Linked DNA regions of Homo sapiens: region 1 is linked to region 2. Evidence: chromatin contacts called from ENCODE Hi-C or POLR2A ChIA-PET data. All regions are on one chromosome and are shown on one strand. Each heading gives the region's core, a stretch centred on a gene start or an enhancer-like site at or near the end of the contact. The rest is flanking DNA. Distances are from core to core; before and after follow the strand shown.

Region 1 (5,783 bases), core at 204-2,703, 240 kb before region 2:
TGAAAAGGTGCTCAACAAGTCCTATAGCCACAAATAGAAGACTTCAAAGGTACATAGAACACTTTGGAATATTTTTTCAAAATAAAACTGCGTTGATAAAATGCAAATGATCTCTGGTCTCAGATTTGTCTTTCAGAGCCCCTAGGGGGCTCACAGAAAGCAGAAAATACTCTTTACCTGGGTATATGCAATGGTAAGGGGTGTGGCATACTAGTTAAGAGAGCAGGAGCACAGTCTTGGAGTCCGACAACTGGGGTTTGAATCCTTGTTCTATTTACTAAATGTGCGGCTTAGTTTCCTCATCTGTATAATGGGGAAAATAAAGCTGTCCTCAGGTTTAGTGAGAATTGCTAACAAGGTTTACAAATTATCAAATAGCATTCTTGGCACATAACCTTCTCCAATATATGGCAGTTACTGTTCTCATTATTAGTAAGTGACATATTTGGAAGTACGGCCTACAGTAGAAGAAGGCCAGTTAAGAGAGAATTCTCTTTGGCATGCAGCAAATGGTAGTAACACTTTTCTATACTTTAATTGCACAGAGAAGAGTTGGAGGCAGCGGCCTCTAGAGACAATGATTCATCCCCTCAAACCAAGGGCACAAAATGGGACATGACAGAGGAAGCACCTCTTTTCTCTATACTGCAAAAAGAGCTTATGCAAATTAAATGAGGTGACATGCAAAGATCATACAATACAGTTAAATAAGAGCTGACACTTGCTACTTCTTACATAGTTTAGTCTTCTTTCCCTATGTTAATTTTATAGGAAAAAATGAGTTGATAATTTAAAAATGCTATTAGGTTCAGATCTTGTCTTAGCTTTTCAATATTCCACATAATTCAGTTTGCACCTCCTGGCTATTCTGAGGAAGGTAGTTTTTTATATATGCCCACCATGAAATAGACTATTTTATGTTAAAGCTGAAAGAAAATCAGTATCTGCTCTGTTCAGATGTATTATACATTAGCCAGCATAATGCCTCATGGACATGAGTATGTAATACAGACACTTAAACTTTCCAAATACACAATCTGATATAGAGTGGGGAGTGGCAGTACTGAAATTAGACAATGCAGTGGGTGATGGAGTCAGAACTGAGTCTGAATCCTGCTTCCTCACTTACTAACTGCTTCCTGACATGAAGGGAAATGAAATGTTCTGAGCCTGCTTCCTCCAGTGCAACAAGGGGATAAGAGTACCTTTCTCACAGACCTGTTATGAAGATTAAACAACGTATATAGTGCCCAGCTTTATTCCTGGCAAAATAATTGGTACTCGATACATCTTAGTCTTTTACCTCTTGCTTCTGAATACAAAGAGGAGATCACAAAACAGTGTGGGATGATGAAGAGAACCAGCAGGATGATGAAGAGAACCAGGCAGCTCTGCTGTTTTAGTTGGCACAGCACAGCCTGGTGGGGAGGCCAGGACACCGCAGCGCCGGGCAAGGTCACAGGCTGTAAAGGCGATGCTGTGATGGCCTCTTGAGAGCGTGAACCTGGCCAGAAGGCAGTCGGCTGGCAAAAACCCCCAAGCACAATGGAATGGCATTCGTAATCATTATGAGGCTGAAATACGAACGTGTACTTCATGAAAAGGCTTTGAGATGTTTCTTATATTCTTAAGATAAAAAACCCTTCACTCAATAATTAACTTTGGAAGAGATCACTCGTGTACTAACCACTGGGGCGGTTTGTTTTCTTCCTTTAATTACTATTAATGCACCGATACCTTACAATAGATACATCACGCAATAATATTTTTAAAGTTCCTGTGCAAAATTGCTCAGTATGTAAAATCTATAACGCAAGGAAGCTGTCCGTCGTACAGATGCTACAGCCACAAAGAACTTTTTCATGTGGCTTTTTAAAGTACTGTATTGTGTCCAAAATATTTCCTTTTTTTCTTCCAAACTCACAGATCAAAGTTTCTGACTTAGAAATTAGCAAAATCTAGGAGTCCTGCACAAGCTCCAATTCTGTTTGTTTGTTTGCTTATAACCTCAAGGCTCTGGCATACACAGTCCACATGGCTGAAAATGGAACAAAAAGCTCCTGTGTATTCAGGCTACTGCCCTTTTAACCATACTGTAAAAGCAAGCATGGAATGACAGCACAGGAGAGGACAGAACAGGATCTGTGTTTACTTCATGCTGACCAGTATGAAATTCATTTATTTTATCAAAAGGTGAATGGTATATTCTCATCAACAAAATGATGGGGCAAAAGAAACAACAACATCAAAGCAATCAATCAAAATAAATTATTTGGAATGCTCTATCAATGTTAAACCAATTATCATAGTTCAATAAATCAGAGATATTATTAGTCATAATTACAATGCTTTAAATACTATAAAATGTGGGCTTCTTAGTAATAAATTCAGAATAATTTACAGTGTATTCCAAAATAATTCTTAAAATGAATTTAAATTACCTACATGATGCTTTTTACAAAGAGAACCCTTCAACCACTTTCTCAGAGTAATAAATTTTTAAGTGCTAGCTTCTTTAAATACACACAAACACACAGACTCCATTAACTCTCTTACAAAGTCACTGTCTTTCTATTCACCTTTTACAAAATAAGACTTCACAGTGAATTATAATTTAATAAGATAACTTTACACATGGTAGATCATCAACTGTTAAATTAAAATAAATAGATTTTAATGAATTTGAATGACTGCAGGCTTCCTTTGCTGTGGGTTTAAATATTCATGCTGCAGAATCTCTATTTCTCTTGCACAGTTCAGGTAACAAAAAGATCACAAGGAATGGGCTGGGCACTGTGCTCAATGCTTGGGGTCCAAACATGAAGACACACAGTTCCTACACTTCCTTACAGTCTAGTTACAGAGTAAAACAGTTCATATTGACTGTATACTTATGTGGTATTTGTAAGTGATATGTGTTTTATGGATCTTATTCTCACAATCGTGCTATGAAGTAGGTGCTAATATTACCCTTTTACTGAGACTTCAATAACCTTCCGAAGTCCAAGATTCCACAGCTATCAAGTGGTAGAGCTGGGATTGAAAGGCGCATCTGCCTGTTTCACCATGACGGAAGTTAGACAGCCTCCCCCAACACATCATTCTGATACAAGCAGGGCACTCCCATGCAGGCCAGGGAGTGGTACTACCTAGCAGGATTCCCCGGGGGCTAAGGGTGAGAGAGCTGGTTCTTGCCCAAGGCATCCAGGTGTAGTATCAGAGTGGGGTCTTGAAGCAGACATTGCCAAAGAGATAAGTGAGGAAAAAAGTTTCTCTTTGCTTGCTTTAAAGGTCTAGAAAACTGGTAGGCTAGTTCTAATTTACAGATTTATGGCAGAAATACCAAGAATTCCTTCAGAGAAGATCCTAGAGAAGGAAACAGGCTGACTGTCCAGTATGGACTTGGAAAATACAACACTGCCATGGCTGCTTGTATGAAGAGCAAAATGTCTTCACTGCATTGTGCCTTGAACTGCTTGCTCAGCTGCACTATGTTCCTGTTTTTCTGGTTTGTTTGGAACTTAAGAACTTTACTGAAAGCTATGACTGATGGAGACTCCAGATTCTTGCTTTTAAGTCAATTCATAACATCTTCCAGACTTCACTAGTACTGCACATTTTTGTCACTATTTAAAAAGCTGTGAGTTCTAGAACGAGAACAACAAAAAACTCTCCTGGTAAACATTCTGCTCATGGTGCTAGCCCTCATACTGCTATTTTTCTAAACTTCACATTGTGCCCTAAGAATGAACATTTCTTTTTCTCTTAATTGATATTTGGGAGAACAGGGCTCACTTTCTTCACATTAATCATGTCCCACCCCCTAAATCCTACTCCAAAACTTAGAGAAAAATACAAATTTGTTCATTTAAAGCTCACCTAATCTAGGTGCACTTTTCTCTTCATACATTAGCATAGTAAGTCAACATCTGGCAGGTGCTGCAGAAGCCACATGAAATAATCCTGTTAGCTTCCTAGGAAAACCTAACACAAGAGCAAAACCCTTATGCAATGAAAGAAAAACAAAGCACTGTCAGAAGACAGCAGAACAGGCCGGGCGCGGTGGCTCACGCCTGTAATCCCAGCACTTTGGGAGGCTGAGCCAGGTGGATCAGCTGAGGTCAGGAGTTCGAGACCAGCCTGGCCAACACGGTGAAATCCCCATCTCTATTAAAAATACAAAAATTAGCCATCCATGGCAGTGTGCGCCTATAATCCCAGCTACTCGGGAGGCTGAGGCAGGAGAATCACTTGAACCCGGGAGGTGGAGGTTGTAGTGAGCCCAGATCACGCCACTGCACTCCAGCCTGGGTGACAGAGCGAGACTCCATCTCAAAAAAAAAAAAAAAAAAAAAAAAAGACAGTAGAATAGGATCAGATGAGTAAGCAGAACAAGGATAAAGAAGAGTTTTTGTTACAAATACTTAGAAAAAGACAGAGCTCAAAAAGAAGCATTGCACATCCATTTCCTTGACAAAATTTGCATTCCAGAGCTCTAACTTTTCTTGTGAAACAAGATCTGTATGGATTTTTGTTAACTGACTAATTCTCTCATTTCTTCCCACTACTAGATTTTGAACCTTGTTTTCAAGACTTTCTCTTCTCTGTTTTCATTAGATAGAGACCTGCCCAGCAATTACTATAGAACATCATTTTGTCACATGTTTGGGCCCCCTTTTTGAAAGCAGCTATCACACCTTTCATACCTTCTACTCAAACACAGAACTCACTCCAACTTCTCGGACTTTTTGTCCATACTAGAATGAAGTTCTTTACTGAAATTTACTTAAGGCCACAAATTCTGCAAATTAGTCCCATTAAATAATGACGTCAAGGCCATAGTTCTTCAAACTGCAGATGAAATACATTCACAGTTCAGTACAGTACAGTTTACACTCATCTCCAAGTCTGAGATTAGGAAATTATTAACTGGTTTCCAACTCGTTTCAATAGTTGATTGAAGTTTAAATAGTTTTACTGTGTGGACTTTTTTATTAAAAAATAGTAAACAGCAATTCTTTTCCTGACTTTCTAAGCAAATACAGAGAAAGTAGGAACAAGAGGCAATAGAAAAAACAAGTACAGTTAACAGATTTGTGCCTTTTATATGCCATTTACAAAAAGAGAAGGGATTTCAGCATGTGCTTTGAAAATGCCTAGGAGCTAGTTTCTAAAACTGCACCATTACTTGCTATATGTTCTTTCTACATAAGGCATCCAATTCCTACAAACAAATACAAGTGTACTACCACTACAAAAAACTGGAGTGTTCTCCTGTTATGTGATAAAGGGCCAGCTTTATACCCTTATCAAAGTCACAGTGTGTGATCTGGAGGAGTGGTAGAATCACGCTAAAACATGACTCTCTGCACTCACGTGCTTGCTTGTCCACTAAAATTCTTCTATAAACAATTTGAGGTTAATGCAGAGGTACATTTATTTTTAAAAATCTATTTATATTTGATATTTTTCAAACATCATTTCATTATGTAGCACAAGTCCTTGATACACAGAATAACTCTTCCCAAGAAAATAAACACTACTAGAATCTCCAAGAGATAATTCTGGGGCTGGTTTAGAAACCCAGTTAATTTTCCCTCGTAGAAAGTTATTTTCTACTAGCTGTTGGGCTTACTACGTGGTGGTTTATGCACAAGCTATTCTGTAAATCTCAATGTCCTGTGCTAAACGTTCCTGATTACAAATTCAATCGCTTTTTTTTTTTTTTCTCACTCTGTTGCTCAGGCTGGAGTGCAGTGGTGCGATCTCGGCTCACTGCAACC
Region 2 (5,436 bases), core at 1-2,500:
AAGGAAAACCTAGAGCTAACAGGGTGGCCTATCAGGATGCGCCCAGTCACGCTTGTCAAGAGTTAAAGCAGCTGCCACCTAACCCCATGACGAGGACGGGGCTATCCGCTAGGACCTGCCGCCCCGCGCTCGCCCGCTGAGTCGATGGACCAGCGGACCGAGTCCGGGTCCCCATGCCATTCGGGCACCCTCTGGGCGGGCCCTACCGGTCCGCGACGCCGCGCCCCTGGTGAAGGGGCCGCTGCCCCACGCCGTCAAGGGCAGGGTGCTGGGGCGACGGCAGCGGGTATGGGGTCAGCGCGCCATCCCCGCGCACGGACCTGCCGCTCCTCGGCCTGTATCCCGTACTCCTCGCGCATCCGCAGCAGCGCGTCCTCCAGCCGCGCGCGCAGCTGCTCCAACCCGAGCGCCTCGCGCCGCAGCGCCTCTGCCTCCTGCGCGCACAGCCGCGTCTCTTCCTCCGCCTGGAGTCTGCTCTCCTGGCCGCGCCGCAGCGCCTCCTCCAGCTCGCGCACCTCGTCCTCGTACAGCTGCACCGTCTCCCGCCACGACTCGGCCACCAGCAGTGCGTAGCTGTCGTGCACCTCCCGCAGGCGTGGCGGCGGCGCGGCGGGGCCGGTGGCGCGGGCGCGGAAATGCATGGTAAGGCTGGCGGCGCGCGCGCGCAGCTCCCTCACGTCGCGTTCGTGGGCCGCGTCGAGGCCTCGGCGCTCGGCCTGCAGCCGGCCCAGCAGCGCCTCGAGGGCGGCGCGCGCGCCCAGCGCCTCCTGCAGCTCGCGCTGCTGCGCACCCAGCTCGGCGTCCAGGCGGCCGCGGGCGGCGCGCTCCTCCGCATCCAGGCGCTGCAGCTCCCGCAGCTCGCGCCGCAGAGCGTCCCGCTCGCCCTCCGCCAGCGCAGTGGCCCAGCTCAGCTCGTCCAGCTGCTGCCGCAAGCTGCGCGCCTCCTCGGCGCAGCGGGCCTGCCCCTCGGCCCACAGGCCCTCTCGCCCGCGCCGGCCGCGCAGCTCCTCCTCCAGGAGTAGGTTTTCGCGCTCCAGCTCCCGCACCCGACACACGTAGTCATAGAGCCGGGCGTTGAGCTCCTGGAGCTCGGCCTTCTCGGGGCCCGTCTGCAGCCGCCAGGACAGCATCTTGCCGGGCGTGCGGGGTTCTCGCGGCTGGCCGGCTCCCTCCTGCCCTGGTCTTGTCCCGGTCTCGTCCTCTCCGCCGCGACGCTCCGGCCTCGCCGCTGCCCCGGAGGCCCGCAGACTGGGACGCGAGCGGGAGAGCCCAGGCACTTAGCGGACGGGGCGGGCAGACTGGGCGGGCGGCCTGGGCGAGGGCCGCGGCCTCCAGCCAATCAGAGCGCGGCCCGGCGCGGCCTCTGCGGCCGCACAGCGCCCCCTGCCGCACCTTGGCGGCCGCAGGTGGTCGGTGCGGGCAGTCGGGTAACAGCGGGCGGGGTGGCGGGCTAGCCAGGCCGGGCTCAGCGAAGGGACGCCGGAGAGGGCGTCCGGGAGCATACGAGTGTCCTGGCCTTGGTGGATGGAAATAGAAGCCTATTGAGTTGCTGTGGTGCTGGCGATTTTGGAGCGACTTCTTACCCGAGGCCCTGGAGATTGGTGGCTTTTCTATTTTTAAAAAAACGATATGGGCCGGGCGCGGTGGCTCAGGCCTATAATCCCAGCATTTTGGGAAGCCGAGGTGGGAGGCTCGCTTGAGCCCAGGAGTTCGAGACCAGCCTGAGCAACATAGAGAGACCCTGTCTCTACCAAAAAAAAAAAAAAAAAAAAAATATATATATATATATATATATATGGAGCCTGGCGTGGTGGTGTCACACGCGCTGCTTGGGAGGCTGAGGCGGGAGGATTACTCGAACCCAGGAGTTCAGGGCTGCAGTGAACCTGATTGTGGCACTGCGCTCCAGCCTGGGCAACAGAGAGAGGCCTCATCTCATATATATACATTACACATACATGTGCATTAATTTTTTTTTTTTTTTTTTTGAGACAGAGTGTCGCTCTTGTTGCCCAGGCTGGAGTGCAATGGCACGATCTCGGCTCACCACAGCCTCCGCCTCCCGGGTTCAAGCGATTCTCCTGCCTCAGCCTCCCGAGTAACCGGGATTACAGGCCAGCGCCACCACGCCTGGCTAATTTTTTTTTTTTTTTTTTTTTTTTTTTTTTGTATTTTTGGTAGAGACGGGGTTTCTCCATGTTGGTCAGGCTGGTCTCGAACTCACGACCTCAGGTGATCCGCCCACCTCGGCCTCCCAAAGTCCTGGGATTACTGGCGTGAGCTACCGTGCCCAGCCTAAATAATCTTTTTAACTTAAAACATAAATATATATCCATTTACCAGTATTTTAATGTGCAAAATACTTCTCTTGATGTCAGTTGACAGGAGTCCCAGTTGCCCTTCTTATACAAGCTACCCTCATAGTACATTACATTTTCCAAAACGAATTTCTTTCATTTGGAGTGAAAACTTAGAGACCATAAAGTGCTCCAAGTACAGAACTTTCTAGACATCTAACATCTCCCCGAACTTTTACAAATCTCACACACACACCCCTAATGTGACAGCTGTTTCTTTCCAGCATTTCCCTAAGAAAGTATTCAGTTTAATTGCCATGGAAACCACAGCTCTTTTTTGTACACTTGCATTTCATTAGTTTTCATGGCAGTTATTTATGAATGACAGTTCTCAGTATAAGTGTCATTAAGGCTCACAGGGACAAACCAGCTGACCCTTGGTTGGGGTGCCCTTGAACTTGTGGCAACACAAGTGCCCAGGGCGAGACCTGGACGGTCATCCACTGGCCAGAGGGCTCCTCATGGCAGGGCCAGCAGTTAGTGTATTTTACAGATGGCATGGAAAGGTGGACTACTCAGCAAGCTGGTCCAGGGCCTCTGACAAAGCTTCTAGTGCTCTCCTTGTCACAGCCATGAGCCTCCAATCACAAGCAAGGCAGAAAGTGGCCCTTCCTTTTTCTAGAGACCCTATGTTGGAGATCCCATTCTGTAGGTGGTAGAAATTAATATCTTTCAATGAATAATTCCCTGTCCTTTTCTGCTAAAACTAAGTGGGGGTGGAAAGTGGGTTTATTCAGTGCTTGGGTTCATTCACCTTGGTGTGGGACAGGGGGATTTGGACCCCCATCACCCCATCATTGTCCATCCTCCCATTCCCCCAGGTGCACACTGACACCTGGCCTTTGCTTGTCAAACACCAGAGCTGCTGTGGTGTCATCGCCCAAACCTATGTGGAGACCCTGCCGGTCCTGGGCCCCTCTGGGACATTGGGGTGCGGGGGGGCGGCTCTCACAGTTGCCTGGACTCCGCTGCAGCTGTTTGTTCTCAGCTCTTTGACTCCCCACGCTAACGGGTTCTGCTGTCCCACATCCCCTGGCTGGGCAGGGGGCAGCCCTGCAGGGTGGGAGAGCCTTCTCAGGGACCAGTGAGTCCCAGCAGGACACTTTGCAGTGACTCATTAGTCTTTCTTTGCCCAGTGCCCTTCAGGGTCTTGGACTTTGAAACTCAAAACCCTTTCCCCCATTTCTGCTGTAAATCCTGTCCCTGAGGAATTGACTGCTCCAGCATGCAGCTGCCCCGGTAGGGAAAGAGTTATAGGGGATCAGGAACTAGCAGGGCCGGGAGGTGGGAGGGGGGAAGTACCCCCAGCTACTCTTTCAGGATAATATCCTGCTGCTTCATACTGAATCCTCACAACACTGAAGCTCGGAGGGGTGAAGTGACTAGAAGTATTAGAGTTGTGACCACAAGAGCAGACTTGAGCAGGCAGGGTCTGGCCAGGAAGCAGAGGCAAACTCAGAGGGAAGGGAATGATTGATGGGATGGGGATGGATGGGATGAGGAAGCACCAGGGACCAGCAAGAGCAAGAAGCTAAGAAGCCGTTAGCGCCTTAGGGTGTTGGCTGAGCCTGGAGAAGCCCAGAGCGCTGGAAAAGAGGAGCAGAATGGATCCCAGGAGGGAGCAAGAGGAGGAAAACCCAGTTCTTCCTTCATCCAAGCCTCCCTTCTCTTGCCAATACTTCCCGCTGTGGAAGCCAGAAGTCACAGGAGCCTGGCAGTGGTGCACTGCGGTTGGCTCCCACAGGTTTGTGAGTGCCAACTGTTAAATTTTTAGAATTTTATGAACCACTTGTTAAACACAGCCATTATTAAAAATTAATTATAGAAGCTTACAACTAATTATACAAAAAGAGCAAACACATATTCAAAACGTATCACTTCCTCAGTATTTCACTGCATTTTCCTATGATCTGCTCTTGAAGTTATGAATGAGCAGTGTGCCTGCACCATAGAAATGCCATTTAATGTGTACTACCCTACTCCATATTCACTGACATCATGTTGGTAGCTTGAGTATTTACAACACAGAAATCAGCCAATGACTTGTTTTTGTGGATTTGATGTTTTGTTGATTGTCTAGCCTTTAAAAGCAGTGGAGAGTATGTTAATAGTGCAGATTAAATTTAGTGGTATGTTGTGTGTCTAGCTATTGAATTGTGAACAGCACAAAAACGTGAGGAAATGTTTGTCCGGTGTCTCGAAACTTGTATCCAGATCAGGAAAGAAGTTGCTTCATAGCTGGGCGTGGTGGCTTACACTCGTAATACCAAGACTTTGGGAGGCCAAGGCATGCAGAGCACTTGAGCTCAGGAGTTCGAGACCAGCCTGGACATGGCAAAACCCCCTCTCTACAAAAAATACAAAAATTAACTGGGCATGGTGGCATGCACCTGTAATCCCAGCTACTTGGGAGGCTGAAGTGAGAGGATTCCTTGAGCCCAGGAGATCGAGGTTTTGGTGAGCCATGATTGAGCCGTTGCACTCCAGCCTGGGTAGCAGAGTGAGATCCTGTCTTAACAAAATTTAAAAATACAAAAAAAATTTAAAAAGAAGTTACATCATGATGAAGAATAAATGAAATTTCTCAGTTATTTCACCTTTGTCTTTCTTGCTAAGGTAAACAAAAATATCAATCAATATTCATGGTGCTGCATTCATTTGTCAACTGTAATCATAAATGCACTAGGAACACCAGAGTTCTGCAAAAATCGATAAAACCATTCTGCCAGAATCAATTTGCTATTTGGAATTTATGATAAGGAGCAGTGTATACTTTATTATTTTTTGCAATAAAAATTTGAAAGCCACATTGCTAACATATTAACAACTATGCATTTCTATTAATAGCTTAATGGCAAAAATAAAAGTCCTGCAATCTTCACTTCTTATTGACATTTTTCTATTCAATAGAATATATATATATAGTCTTCCAGCTTAGATTACACAGGTGATATCTGGATAGATAGATCATGGGATTCAGTAAAACAGTTTTTACTTTGAATGAAAAAAAATGACCTGTAAATTTTTTTTTCTAGAATTGACCTAATACAAAACAAATTGCTCAGGACCCGGTAAGGCA

The links. A loop is a pair of places that touch in the nucleus more often than their neighbours do. ChIA-PET counts read pairs that join two places held with the same protein, here RNA polymerase II (POLR2A). Pooled maps may share reads with other maps.
Region 1: a loop to region 2 is called in a map of endothelial cell of umbilical vein, with 4 times the contacts of the local background. The contact joins the enhancer-like site here to the promoter of SYNM in region 2. A Hi-C loop is called at or near these places in 2 of 168 maps with a recorded cell type or tissue (endothelial cell of umbilical vein and heart left ventricle), 1 of 37 single-sample maps with no recorded cell type and 4 of 50 pooled maps. POLR2A ChIA-PET finds 5 or more read pairs at or near these places in 1 of 52 experiments (H1).

What each region holds. Positions count from the first base shown.
Region 1 is chr15:99,339,660-99,345,442 of GRCh38, reverse strand. The region is part of intron 6 of LRRC28 (leucine rich repeat containing 28); the gene reads right to left. Among named protein-coding and RNA genes, the nearest start is that of LINC02244, 60 kb to the left of the region's middle. Within about 2 kb of position 1,453, at least 4 of the 41 ENCODE cell types and tissues checked have a DNase peak (open chromatin) inside an H3K27ac peak, as active enhancers do; they include endothelial cell of umbilical vein and heart left ventricle, where a contact is called at or near this core.
Region 2 is chr15:99,100,894-99,106,329 of GRCh38, reverse strand. It overlaps SYNM (synemin), which reads right to left and starts at 1,250. Exons shown (of 4, transcript NM_145728.3): 1 at 321-1,250. The coding sequence starts at 1,130. It overlaps SYNM-AS1 (SYNM antisense RNA 1), which reads left to right and starts at 453. Exons shown (of 3, transcript NR_187219.1): 1 at 453-642. RefSeq lists silencers at 141-310, 591-1,500 and an enhancer at 5,344-5,436.